Linked DNA regions of Homo sapiens: region 1 is linked to region 2. A link is an interaction called in ENCODE POLR2A ChIA-PET data of the cell type or tissue named here. Cell type or tissue: PC-9. All regions are shown on one strand. Each heading gives the region's core, and the rest is flanking DNA. Links, peaks and the distances in the headings are about the cores only.

Region 1 (5,361 bases), core at 146-5,145, 660 kb before region 2:
CATTAGTAATCATTCATTCATTCATTCATTTATCCGACGTCAGCTGGAGGCCCTGCCCGCGGGGCATGCGCTGAGATTTGGGAGGCCTTCCGGGATGCTGCGCTCCAGCGGGGAAGGCCGACTGGGGCTGAAAAAGCTGGAGGTCAGGACACACCCGCAGGGCAGCAGGTGCAAGAGACAGACAGGCCTGGGTTTGAAGAAGTCCAGGTTCTGCATTGTGGTCAGGCCCAGGGGCTGCACAAGCCGGGCCTCAGCTCCTTCTCCTGGGCGAGGGCAGGGAAGTGGTGGGAGCCATAAGGGTGATGCCAGGGTGAGGCAGACCCACCATCACTAGAAAATATCTTCCGGGTGCACCACTGCGAAAGCACCCCACACTTGGGAGTCCCTCGACAGACAAATCAGGGGCCTCCAAGGGAGTCTTGCTGGAGGGGAGCACTTGCGAGGCTGGGCGGAAGCAGCCAGAGACCAGGGTAAGGAGTGAAGCCCAAGCTTGTGGGGCCTGCAGAGAATGGCAGGAGGATTAACTGAGCACTTACTACGTGCCGGGCACTGTGCTGTTGTTACGGCGGGTCCTTGCTCCCGGAGCTCCCAAGATCGTGGTGGCCACTTCCAAGAGGGCAGCAAGCCTCGTGTTCTCTGACCTGGGGTTCTTGGCCTCACGGATTCCAAGGAATGGAATCCTGGGCCCTGCGGTGAGTGTTTTAGCTCTATTAGAAGCCGTGGGTCACGGAAGAGAACCGTGGAACCCAGCGACCAGTGTTCAGCTCGATCAGGATGAACCCAGGCAGTTAGCTGTGCAGGAACAATGGCGAGCCTCTAGCCCGATTGGGAGCGGCAATGGGTGTCTCCCTGGATCACGAGCACAGTGGACACCCTGCCGGATCCGGAGGGTGGAAGTCAGCGGCGGGTCTGCGACGGCGGCAAACAGCAGTGGTGGACGGCGAGCGAAAGCTCAGCTCAAGCCGTAACAGACACGGACCAGAAGAGTGTGCAGTTTCAAGTTTTAATAGAGTGAAAACAGAGTTCCCATACAACGGGAGGGGACCCAAAGTGGGTAGCCGTTGCTGGCTGGAATGCCTGGGTTTCTATCCAGATCATTGTCCCTTCCCCTGTGCTCTCAGGTGATAGATGATTGGCTATTTCTTTACTTCCTATTTTTGCCTAACTAGCACTTTAGTGAGCTCTCTTTACTACCTGATTGGTTGGGTGTGAGCTAAATTGCATGCCCCGTGTTTAAAGGTGGATGCGGTCACCTTCCCAGCTAGGCTTAGGGATTATTAGTCGGCCTCGGACATCCAGCTAGTCCTGTCTCTCACTGTGGCTTGCATGCTTGCACCTCCTGAATCATGGTGGTGGGCCCTTCACTGATATTTAAGGATTAACTTTTTTTTTTTTTCATTTTTGAGACTAAGTCTCACTCTTGTCGCCCAGGCTGGAGTGCAGTGGTGCAATCTTGGCTCACTGCAACCTCCACCTCATGGGTTCAAATGATTCTCCTGCCTCAGCCTCCCAAGTAGCTGGGATTACAGGCGTGCACCACCACGCCCGGCTAATTGTTGTATTTTTAGTAAAGACGGGGTTTCACCATGTTGGCCAGGCTGGTCTCAAACTCCTGACCTCAAGTGATCCGCCTGCCTCAGCCTCCCAAAATGCGCGGATTACAGGCGTGAGCCACCTCGCCCGGCCAAGTATTAACTATTAACTAACATCTCAGTTCCCTCGTTCACGCTCAGGCTAACCTCTAAGTGTGTCCACGTGCTTGGCACTCTCCTAAGCACTTCTAGTCATGCAGCCCACTCGAGGCAATATTCTCAAGCCAGTGTTGTTGTGCTCCCCACGTTACATGTAGGGAAACTGAGGAACGAGAGGCTAAGGTTACCGAGACAAGAGTTACCCGGCCAGTTAAGCGGAGGGGCTGGGGTTGAGACCAGGCAGCCTCTGCCTCCAGACGTCATGCCCTCCAGGGATGCGATGGGATCTTTGGTGCAGTCTTGAGAACGAGTATCTCCACTCTGCAGGGTGGGGTTGGGGATGGGGAGCTCGGAGAGAACACATCACGTGTCCCTGGTCACAGGGCACATGTGTGTGGCCCGGCCAGGGGATAGTCCCAGGTGCTCAGGACCTGTATTCTAAACCGCTCCAGTGTCCTGTCTCATGATAACACTATTTCACAGAGGACCTGGGCTGTGGCCCAGACACAGTAAACAGCAGGAGGCTGAGCTTGGAGGGTGGTGAATGTGAGGCTGAGCTGGGGGGCAGGGTGAATGCTGGTGGAGGGTTGCTGTTCCGCCGGGGTGCCTGGAGGCAGGTTTGTGGTTTCAGCCCTACCCTCTCCCCTCCCAGGTGGCTGGCCTACGTCCTCCTGCTGCTCCTGGAGCTGCTGGTCTGCCTCTTCACCCTCCTGGGCCTGGCGAAGCAGAGCAAGTGGCTGGTGATCGTGTAAGTGCAGGCAGTAGGGGGACCCAGTGCTTGCCTGGCACTCTCCTGGCAGGCAGGACCTCAGTCTTACAACTCTCCTACACGGAGGACCGTGGTCCTTCACGGCCGGGTACACACGAAGAAAAGAGAGTCAGAGCAGCCCAGGAGGGAGGCGGGGACAGACCTGAAAACAGGCAGCCCTAACAGTATGAAGTATGCTGGAATCATGGCAGAAATAATCATTGTGTTGGCAATAAAGATGAGGATGAGGCCAGGCGCGGTGGCTCACACCTGTAATCCCAGCACTTTAGGAGGCCGAGGTGGGTGGATCATGAGGTCAGGAGTTTGAGACCAGCCTGACCAACATGGAGAAACCCTGTCTCTATTAAAAATACAAAAATTAGCTGGGTGTGGTGGCATGCGCCTGTAGTCCCAGCTACTCAGGAGGCTGAGGCAGGAGAATCGCTTGAACTCAGGAGGTGGAGGTTGTGGTGAGCCAAGATCACACACCATTGCACTCCAGCCTGGGCGACAGAGTGACACTCCATCTCAAAAAAAAAAAAAAAAAAAAAAAAAGGCTGGGCGTGGTGGCTCACGCCTGTAATTCCAGCACTTTGGGAGGCCGAGGAGGGCGGATCACGAGGTCAGGAGTTCGAGACCATCCTGGCTAACACGGTGAAACCCCATCTCTACTAAAAATACAAAAATTAGCCGGGCGTGGTGGCGGGCGCCTATAGTCCCAGCTACTCGGGAGGCTGAGGCAGGAGAATCGCTTGAACCCGGGAGGCGGAGCTTGCAGTGAGCTGAGATTGCACCACTGCACTCCAGCCTGGGCGACACAGTGAGACTCCATTTCAAAAACAACAACAACAAAAAAAAAAAACAGATGAGGATGATGATCTATTGAGGGTCATGCACGCTGAGTCCTTCAGTTGCCTCCACCCCATGAAGGAGCTACCATAAGGCTCCATGTGGCCGGTCAGGGACCTGACTAAGAGCGCAGAGGGTGGCCAAGTCCAAGACTGAGCCGTCCTTAAGTGTCGTGGCAAAGCCGCAGGACCACACTGATTTCACAGCTCGCTCTACGCGCCCGACACTCTTCTCTGCACTCCCTGGAGCACCTCATGCCCCCTGTGAGGAAGGTGCTTCCTTCTGCCTGTTTTTTATTTCTGTTTTTTATTTTGAGAAGGTCTTGCTTTGTTGCCCAGACTGGAGTGCAGTGGCATGATCACGGCTCACTACAGCCTCTGTCCCCTGAGGCTCAAGTGATCCCCCCACCTCAGCCTCCAGAGTAGCTGGGACCATGGGCTTATGCCACCACTCCCGGCTAAGTTTTTTTTTTTTTTTTTTTTTTTTTTTGAGCTGCAATTTGGCTCTTGTTGTCCAGGCTGGAGTTCAGCGGCGCGATCTTGGCTCACTGCAACCTCTGCCTCCTGGGTTCAGGCAATTCTCCTGCTTCAGCCTCCCAAGTAGCTGGGATTACAGGCGTATGCCACCAAACCTGTCTAATTTTGTATTTTTAGTAGAGATGGGGTTTCTCCATGTTGGTCAGGATGGTCTCAAACTCCTGACCTAAGGTGATCCGCCCGCCTCAGCCTCCCAAAGTGCCTGGATTACAGGCATGAGCCACCGTGCCTGGCCTAAGTTTTGTATATTTTTGTAGAGATGGAGTCTTGCTATGTTGCCCAGGCTGGTCTCGAACTCCTGGCCTCAAGTGATCAGCCTGCCTCAGCCTTCCAAAGTACTGGGTTTACAGGCATGAGCTACCATGCCTGGCCCTTCTCCCTGTTTAACAGAGGGAGAGACTGAAGATCAGAGAGGTTGGACCACTTGCTCAGGGCCACACAGCTAGAAGTGCTAGAGCTGGGATTTGAACCAGACAGGCCATTCTCATTGGAGGAGTCCCTGCATTCTCTCTGGCCCTGGTGGGGTGAGGCAGAGTTGAACCTGTACCTCCATTGCCCCTGAGAGAGTGGGAGAGACCCCGCGTAAGGCTTGCAGACCCATAAACCTAGCCAACACAGGGCAGGTCTGGGACTGGAAGCCAGGCCTTCAGTTTGGGGACCCCTGGGTGCCCTTCTTGCTTACTGGTCACCCTACCAATGCTGACACGCCCCCTGCACCCCTCCCCACCCGGAAAGTCCAGAGACTTTCAGATTTCAGCCCTGGCACTGTCTCCCATTCTCAGAGGAGACAGGGCAGAGCCAGAGGCTGATCAGGCTGTGGGTGGACTTGGGGGAGCCTTCGGGGGAAGTGAGCCCAGAGGTGAGCAGTCACCGTCCCAGGGTCCTGGAGCTGGGATCCAAGCTGCGACCACCCAGCCCAGGGCCCTGCTCATACCCCACACCCTGCTCATCTGGGCAGGAGCCAGATGTCCAGCTGGACATCAGCAGCCACTGGCCTACCCCCAACCACTGAACTTGTGTTTCCCTAATTCTGATCCTCCAGGCTCCAGAGGTGGGTGGAGGTGGGGGGCGGCTGTGATGGGATTTGGGGTGTGGAAAGAGGCTAGGCTAGGAGATTAAGAACCCCGGGCTGATCCTCCCTCCCCCACTCTAGGATGACAGTCATGAGTCTCCTGGTTCTCGTCCTGAGCTGGGGCTCCATGGGCCTGGAGGCAGCCACGGCCGTGGTGAGTGCCAGGGCCGGGCCATTGGGCTCTGGGACTCAGGGGGCCTGGAGACTTCAACTTCTGGATCTCGGGATGGCATGGCTTAGTAGAGAAAGGAATTGGGGGGCACGATCACAGCTCTGAGGTTTAGGGCTTGTTTCCTGGGGCCTGAGTGGGTACAGATTGGTGTCCTGGACGTTTGAGCTGTAATGGAGGAGGGGCTGGAAACCTGGATTCCTAGGTCTGAGGGAGGAGGGGCTGGGGGTCTGGACTCCTGGGTGTGAGGGAGGAGAAGCTGGGGGCCTGGACTCCTGAGTCTGAGGGAGAAAGGG
Region 2 (5,361 bases), core at 119-5,118:
TTGGAAAATAGGACTAGGAGAGTAGGGAGGGGTTAGAGGCGTGGCTTAGTTGTGTTGGGGCGGGGCTTAGGACAGATGCCAAGATTCAATTGGAGGAAAGGCCAGGAATTAACGTGAAGGAAAGATTTAAGACCACCAGACCAATCGGATTGAAAGAAAAGGGGGGCTTAAAGGAATAGAGGGGCTAGGGGCTACGGGGCAGGGGCGGGGCTACGCGAAGGGGCGGGGCTTCTGGAAGGTTTGGTCTATAACTTTGGTGATGGGACAGAGTCTGTGCACTGCGGGCTGGCAGTTCCGCAGGGAAAGGGTCAGAACCTGAAACCGACCTTACGGAAAACCTGATTTGGAATCAGGTGAGATTTAGAGGCTGGATAAGGCAATTTTTTTCCAGAGAGAGAGATGGATGGGGTCTCAATATTTTGCCCAGGCTGGTCTGGAACTCCTGGCCTCAAGCGATCCTCCCATCTTGGCCTCCCAAAATGCTGGGATTACAGGCGTGAGCCACCGTGCCCGGTCTAGAAATATAAATTGCTGTTGAGTTGGGCTTAGAGCTACCGGCAGGACTTGGTGAAAAGTGGCGGGGCTAGAATCGTTGGAATACAGCGAGCTTTAGGGGAAAACTTAGTGAAGTTAATGCAGGAACGAAGTTGGGGGCTGTATCAGGATCCCTGAGCTCTTGGCCCTGTCCCTGGCCGCAGGCTGGAGCTGTCCCCGGAGGAGGGACCCCCATACAGACCCGAGTTCTTCAGCGGCTGGGAGCCGCCGGTCACTGACCCGCAGAGCCGCGCCTGGGAGGACCCAGTTGAGAAACAGCTACAGCACGAGCGGAGGCGCCGGCAGGTGACCCAAGCGACACAGCAGGGCCGAGGCTGGGAAGTCCGGGGGCGCGGCCGGTCCGCCTGGCCCCGCCTGACCCGACTGTCTTACTTCCTACAGCAAAGCGCCCCCCAGGTCGCTGTCAATGGGTGAGTGTCCGCCCCAGGGCAGGGCAAGGGGGTCAAGGAGGGGTGCGTCCCGGGGGCTCCCGATGCTGACTCCGCCCCCTTTTTTTCTGTGTTTTTCCTTCTGTCTTCCTGGCTCTTCTCAGGTGGGTGAGATGGTGATGGGGCGGGCCGGGGCTGGGAGAGAGGGAGGAGCAGGGTGGGAGGGGGCGGGACCCAGACTTCTGGGGCTAAGGGAGTTGGGAATGGAGACCCGGATTCCTGGGCCTAAGGGAGGAAGGGGGCTGGGAGTGGGTAAAGTCTGAGAGGTTGGATCCCTGGATCCCCAAAAGGCTGGAAGAAGCCAGTTTGTTTTCCCAGGGCCTGGGAAGCACCATGCCTGGGCTCCCTAGGAGGACAGAGCCCTGGATATTGGAGGGGAGAGGCTGGGGAATTGGACCTTTGGGTTTTGAAGAAGAGCCCAAGTCTGGTGCTTGGGATCCTGGAGACCCAGAGGAGCAGGCTTGGGACTTCAAGGGCTTGGGGGCAAGTTTCTGGGAAAGTTAGGAAGTGGTAGTATCTCTGGGCCCCCGAGAGGGGTAAAGGCTGGACGATTAAACTCTTGGTTTTCCAGAGGCTCTAATGCAATTGTCTAAGTCGCTGCTGGGTGTCGGACTGGGTTAAAAGGTTTGAGGGTTAAAAGGATAAGATTGAAGCTTGAGACCTGGACTCCTAGGTCCCTGGGGGAGGAAAGAACATTCCAAGTCATGGTTCTACCAAGCAGTGGGGGCTCAGACTCTGGGTCCTGGGGGAGGGAAGGAGGTAGATGGACTAGAACTCTAGGGTCCTTGAGCAAATAGAGGGCAGACTGGAGGGAAGCAACGTGGGAGGAGACGAAAACAAAGCAGTGAGGCTGGAGGAGACAAAGGGGGGTCTGGGTGAGGGCCCGAGCAGAGGGTCTCAGCAGGGACAGCGTGCTGGGAGCTGCCGGCCCCACACAGGGGGTGCCGCGGCCCTGAAGACCCCCCCTCTCCCCTGCACAGGTAGGCCTGATCCAGGCTGAGGTCCCTCTTATTGGGGGTCAGAGCTGAAATCCCACCCCTGCCCCCAGCTGCCTGATATCGCAACCCTGGTCCCTGTTCACAGCTTCAAGTCACTTTCTCCGAGCCTCAAGTTCTTTTTTGCAGGGAAACTGGGAATAATGATTATCCGTTCCCGGAACAGTGAGAAGTCTGTGGTGTTGTAGGAACTAGCAGTTAAGGGCTTAAGGCTGTGACCAGGTTCAAGTTCAAGTCCAGCTGCCTGCAAACTAAGGCAGCATTATTCAGACCTGGGCTACCCTGGTCCCGGGCTGGCGATGCCACTCTCTTACTCTGTGACCTTTACATCCCTGTGCCTCAGCTTCCTCCTCTGTGAAAATGGAGGAGATCATAGGGTCTCTGGGGGAGGAAGAAACTGGGGGAGAGAGGGGAGTCCAAATTCATGGTTCTACCAACCGTTGTCATAAAGATCAAATTAACTAATATACGTAACAGAACAGTGCCCAGCACACAGTAAGTGGTACAGAAGTGGTAGCTATTGTTTTTTGAGACAGTCTCACTCTGTCATCAGGCTGGAGTGCAGTGGTGAGATCTCAGCTCACTGCAACTTCTGCCTGCCAGGTTCAAGCAATTCTCCTGCCTCAGCCTCCAGAATAGCTGGGACTACAGGCGCGTGCCACCACGCCCAGCTAATTTGGGTATTTTTTAGTAGAGACAGGGTTTCACCATGTTGGCCAGGATGGTCTTGATCTCTTGACCTCATGATCTGCCCGCCTCAGCCTCCCAAAGCGCTGGGATTACAGGCGTGAGCCACCGCGCCCGGCCTAGCTAGTGTTTTTATTATGCTTATGAGTTATGATATATAAAGCCCAGTGCCTATTAGATGCTCAATAAATGACAGCTGTTTCTAGCTGTGTGATGTGGGCAAGTCATTTTCTCGCTCTGAGCCTCATTCTCCTCTGTAAAATGGAATCGATGGTGGGATAGTACCCACTACATATGCCTACAGCACAATGCCAAGCAACGGAGGGAGCAAATATATTCAGTCTGTTATTCTTGTTTCAAATTTCTATTAACAGTATTAACCCGGCCCCTGCTGTGCCCCCAGCTTGGCTCTAACCCCAGCTCACACCAGCACCCTGCAGCCCAGAGCAATGGGGCTGGCTGCCTCCTTATCTCCAACCCTCCCGCTTCTCCTCAGTCACCGAGACTTGGAGCCAGAATCTGAGCCTCAGCTGGAGTCAGAGACAGCAGGAAAATGGGTCCTGTGTAATTATGACTTCCAGGCCCGCAACAGCAGTGAGCTGTCGGTCAAGCAGCGGGACGTACTGGAGGTTAGAGGAGCGGGAGGCTGAGGGGCAGGAATTAGCCAGCCCTAGCTGCAGACAGGCTCTGAACCCTCTGTTCTTTACCACACCCAGGTCCTGGATGACAGTCGTAAGTGGTGGAAGGTTCGGGACCCAGCGGGGCAGGAGGGATATGTGCCCTACAACATCCTGACACCCTACCCCGGACCCCGGCTGCACCACAGCCAAAGCCCTGCCCGCAGCCTGGTGAGCCAGCGCAGACGCTGGGATCTTGAGGGTGGAGAGGCTGGGACCAGATCCTGGGAACAAGGGGCGTGGGGATCAGCTGTCAAGAGTGCTGGAGCAGGTGGTGACTGGGGGTTCAGAAATGCATCTCCAGAAAGGGGAGAGGCTGGGACTCTGAGTCCTCTCCCTAACCCAGGTACTCTCCTCTCCTTCCTTTCAGAACAGCACTCCTCCTCCACCACCAGCCCCAGCCCCGGCCCCACCTCCAGCTCTGGCTCGGCCCCGCTGGGACAGGCCCCGCTGGGACAGCTGCGATAGCCTCAACGGCTTGGACCCCAGCGAGAAGGGTGAGTGGTGGGGACGCCGGCTGCGGGGAGCGGTCCTTATCCTTGCTTTCCAGGCAGAGAAACGGGGGCTCAGAAAGAGCAAAGGGACTCCCGTCCCATTCTGGGGACGCTGGAGCGCCCCCCCGCCCCGCCCTCTGGCCCCAGGACCCCTCGCCCTGAGCCCGCACTCCCTACCTCCCGGTTTCCCGCCTGCAGAGAAATTCTCCCAGATGCTCATCGTCAACGAGGAACTGCAGGCGCGCCTGGCCCAGGGCCGCTCGGGACCGAGCCGCGCAGTCCCAGGGCCCCGCGCCCCGGAACCGCAGCTCAGCCCGGGCTCGGACGCCTCCGAGGTCCGCGCCTGGCTGCAGGCCAAGGGCTTTAGCTCCGGGTGAGTGGGGCCGGGGCCCTCTCGGCGCGGGTTGATACGGACGCTGGGAGCGGAGCGTTCCGATCGGCCGGGAGTCGGGGGGCGGCAGTCGTGGAGACCACAGGGAGCCGGGATTAGCCCGAAGTGAGGGTCTGTCTGGTAGCAACACCCAATGGCAGGCTGTGATTGCCATGTTTTTTCAGACTCCGACTGGATTCCTTAGGGAAATCCCGTACCCTTTGAAAGCAGGATGCGGCCACGCCCCCCGGGTGGCAACATTGTGATTGGTGGGTGGGGTTCAGGAGGTGTCGGGCCTGCCCCCGCTAGAGCTAGAATGCTGTTCTGATTGGACCATCGCCGGGTGGGCGTGACATGATTGTCCGGGCTGGGGCATCCGCCGACCGGCCTGACCGCGCCCGGGCTGCCCTCGCTCAGGACCGTGGACGCGCTGGGTGTGCTGACCGGGGCGCAGCTTTTCTCGCTGCAGAAGGAGGAGCTGCGGGCGGTGAGCCCCGAGGAGGGGGCACGTGTGTACAGCCAGGTCACCGTGCAGCGCTCGCTGCTGGAGGTGAGCCGGACCGCTGGTCCCTGGGTCTGGGTAGGGTTGGGATGACGAGGGCTCGGACGCCAGGACAAAGCGATTTCCACCCCGCCCTCCAGGACAAAGAGAAAGTGTCAGAGCTGGAGGCAGTGATGGAGAAGCAAAAGAAGAAGGTGGAAGGCGAGGTGGAAATGGAGGTCATTTGACCTGCCAGGCGCCCTTCGCAAAGAGTGACGAGGCCCCGTGGGAGAACGGACTCCTCAGACTCTCCCCAATAGCGGAAGTCGATCTTCTGAAGGATGGCCAATCTGCTCCGGCCCTGGTCTTCCCCCATCCCGGTGGACAGACTTAACGATCCTTGCTGCAGTCCCTCCGGAGAGGATCTGGACTGGCTGGGAGTGGGGAGGGCGTGGAGACAGTCTACGGAAAGCGCTAGCAGACCCCCGAGAGGGTGCAGTGGAGCCCTGAGCATTGTAATATGCGGCCCAGCCTATAAACAGCCTCCGTGCTTAGCAGATGGTGTGCCAACTGCTGTCCTCTACCCGGCTACCAGGGGGCTCAGAAACCTGCCCCTCGACCCAGTCACAGCCTCATGGAACCTGGAAAATGTTCCACCCTCTTTGGTTTCTCTC

What was found. ChIA-PET counts read pairs that join two places held together with the same protein. Peaks named below come from ENCODE experiments on the same cell type or tissue, not always from the same donor. Only the 100,000 strongest peaks of a DNase experiment are listed, where the experiment ranks them.
Region 1: POLR2A ChIA-PET joins it to region 2 with 7 read pairs; 2 of 35 experiments call an interaction of 5 or more read pairs at or near these places.

What each region holds. Positions count from the first base shown.
Region 1 is chr19:54,424,330-54,429,690 of GRCh38, forward strand. TTYH1 (tweety family member 1) reads left to right here. Exons shown (of 14, transcript NM_020659.4): 5 at 2,344-2,439; 6 at 4,978-5,050. Among named protein-coding and RNA genes, the nearest start is that of TTYH1, 12 kb to the left of the region's middle. In PC-9, for the core only: no CTCF peak of the experiment used is centred there; a DNase peak (open chromatin) is centred at 2,322; H3K4me3 peaks cover 563 bases; H3K27me3 peaks cover 118 bases.
Region 2 is chr19:55,082,680-55,088,040 of GRCh38, forward strand. It overlaps EPS8L1 (EPS8 signaling adaptor L1), which reads left to right. Exons shown (of 20, transcript NM_133180.3): 13 at 699-840; 14 at 937-965; 15 at 3,162-3,294; 16 at 3,382-3,513; 17 at 3,713-3,839; 18 at 4,035-4,209; 19 at 4,624-4,756; 20 at 4,849-5,244. The coding sequence ends at 4,935. Among named protein-coding and RNA genes, the nearest start is that of EPS8L1, 9.5 kb to the left of the region's middle. In PC-9, for the core only: no CTCF peak of the experiment used is centred there; no DNase peak of the experiment used is centred there.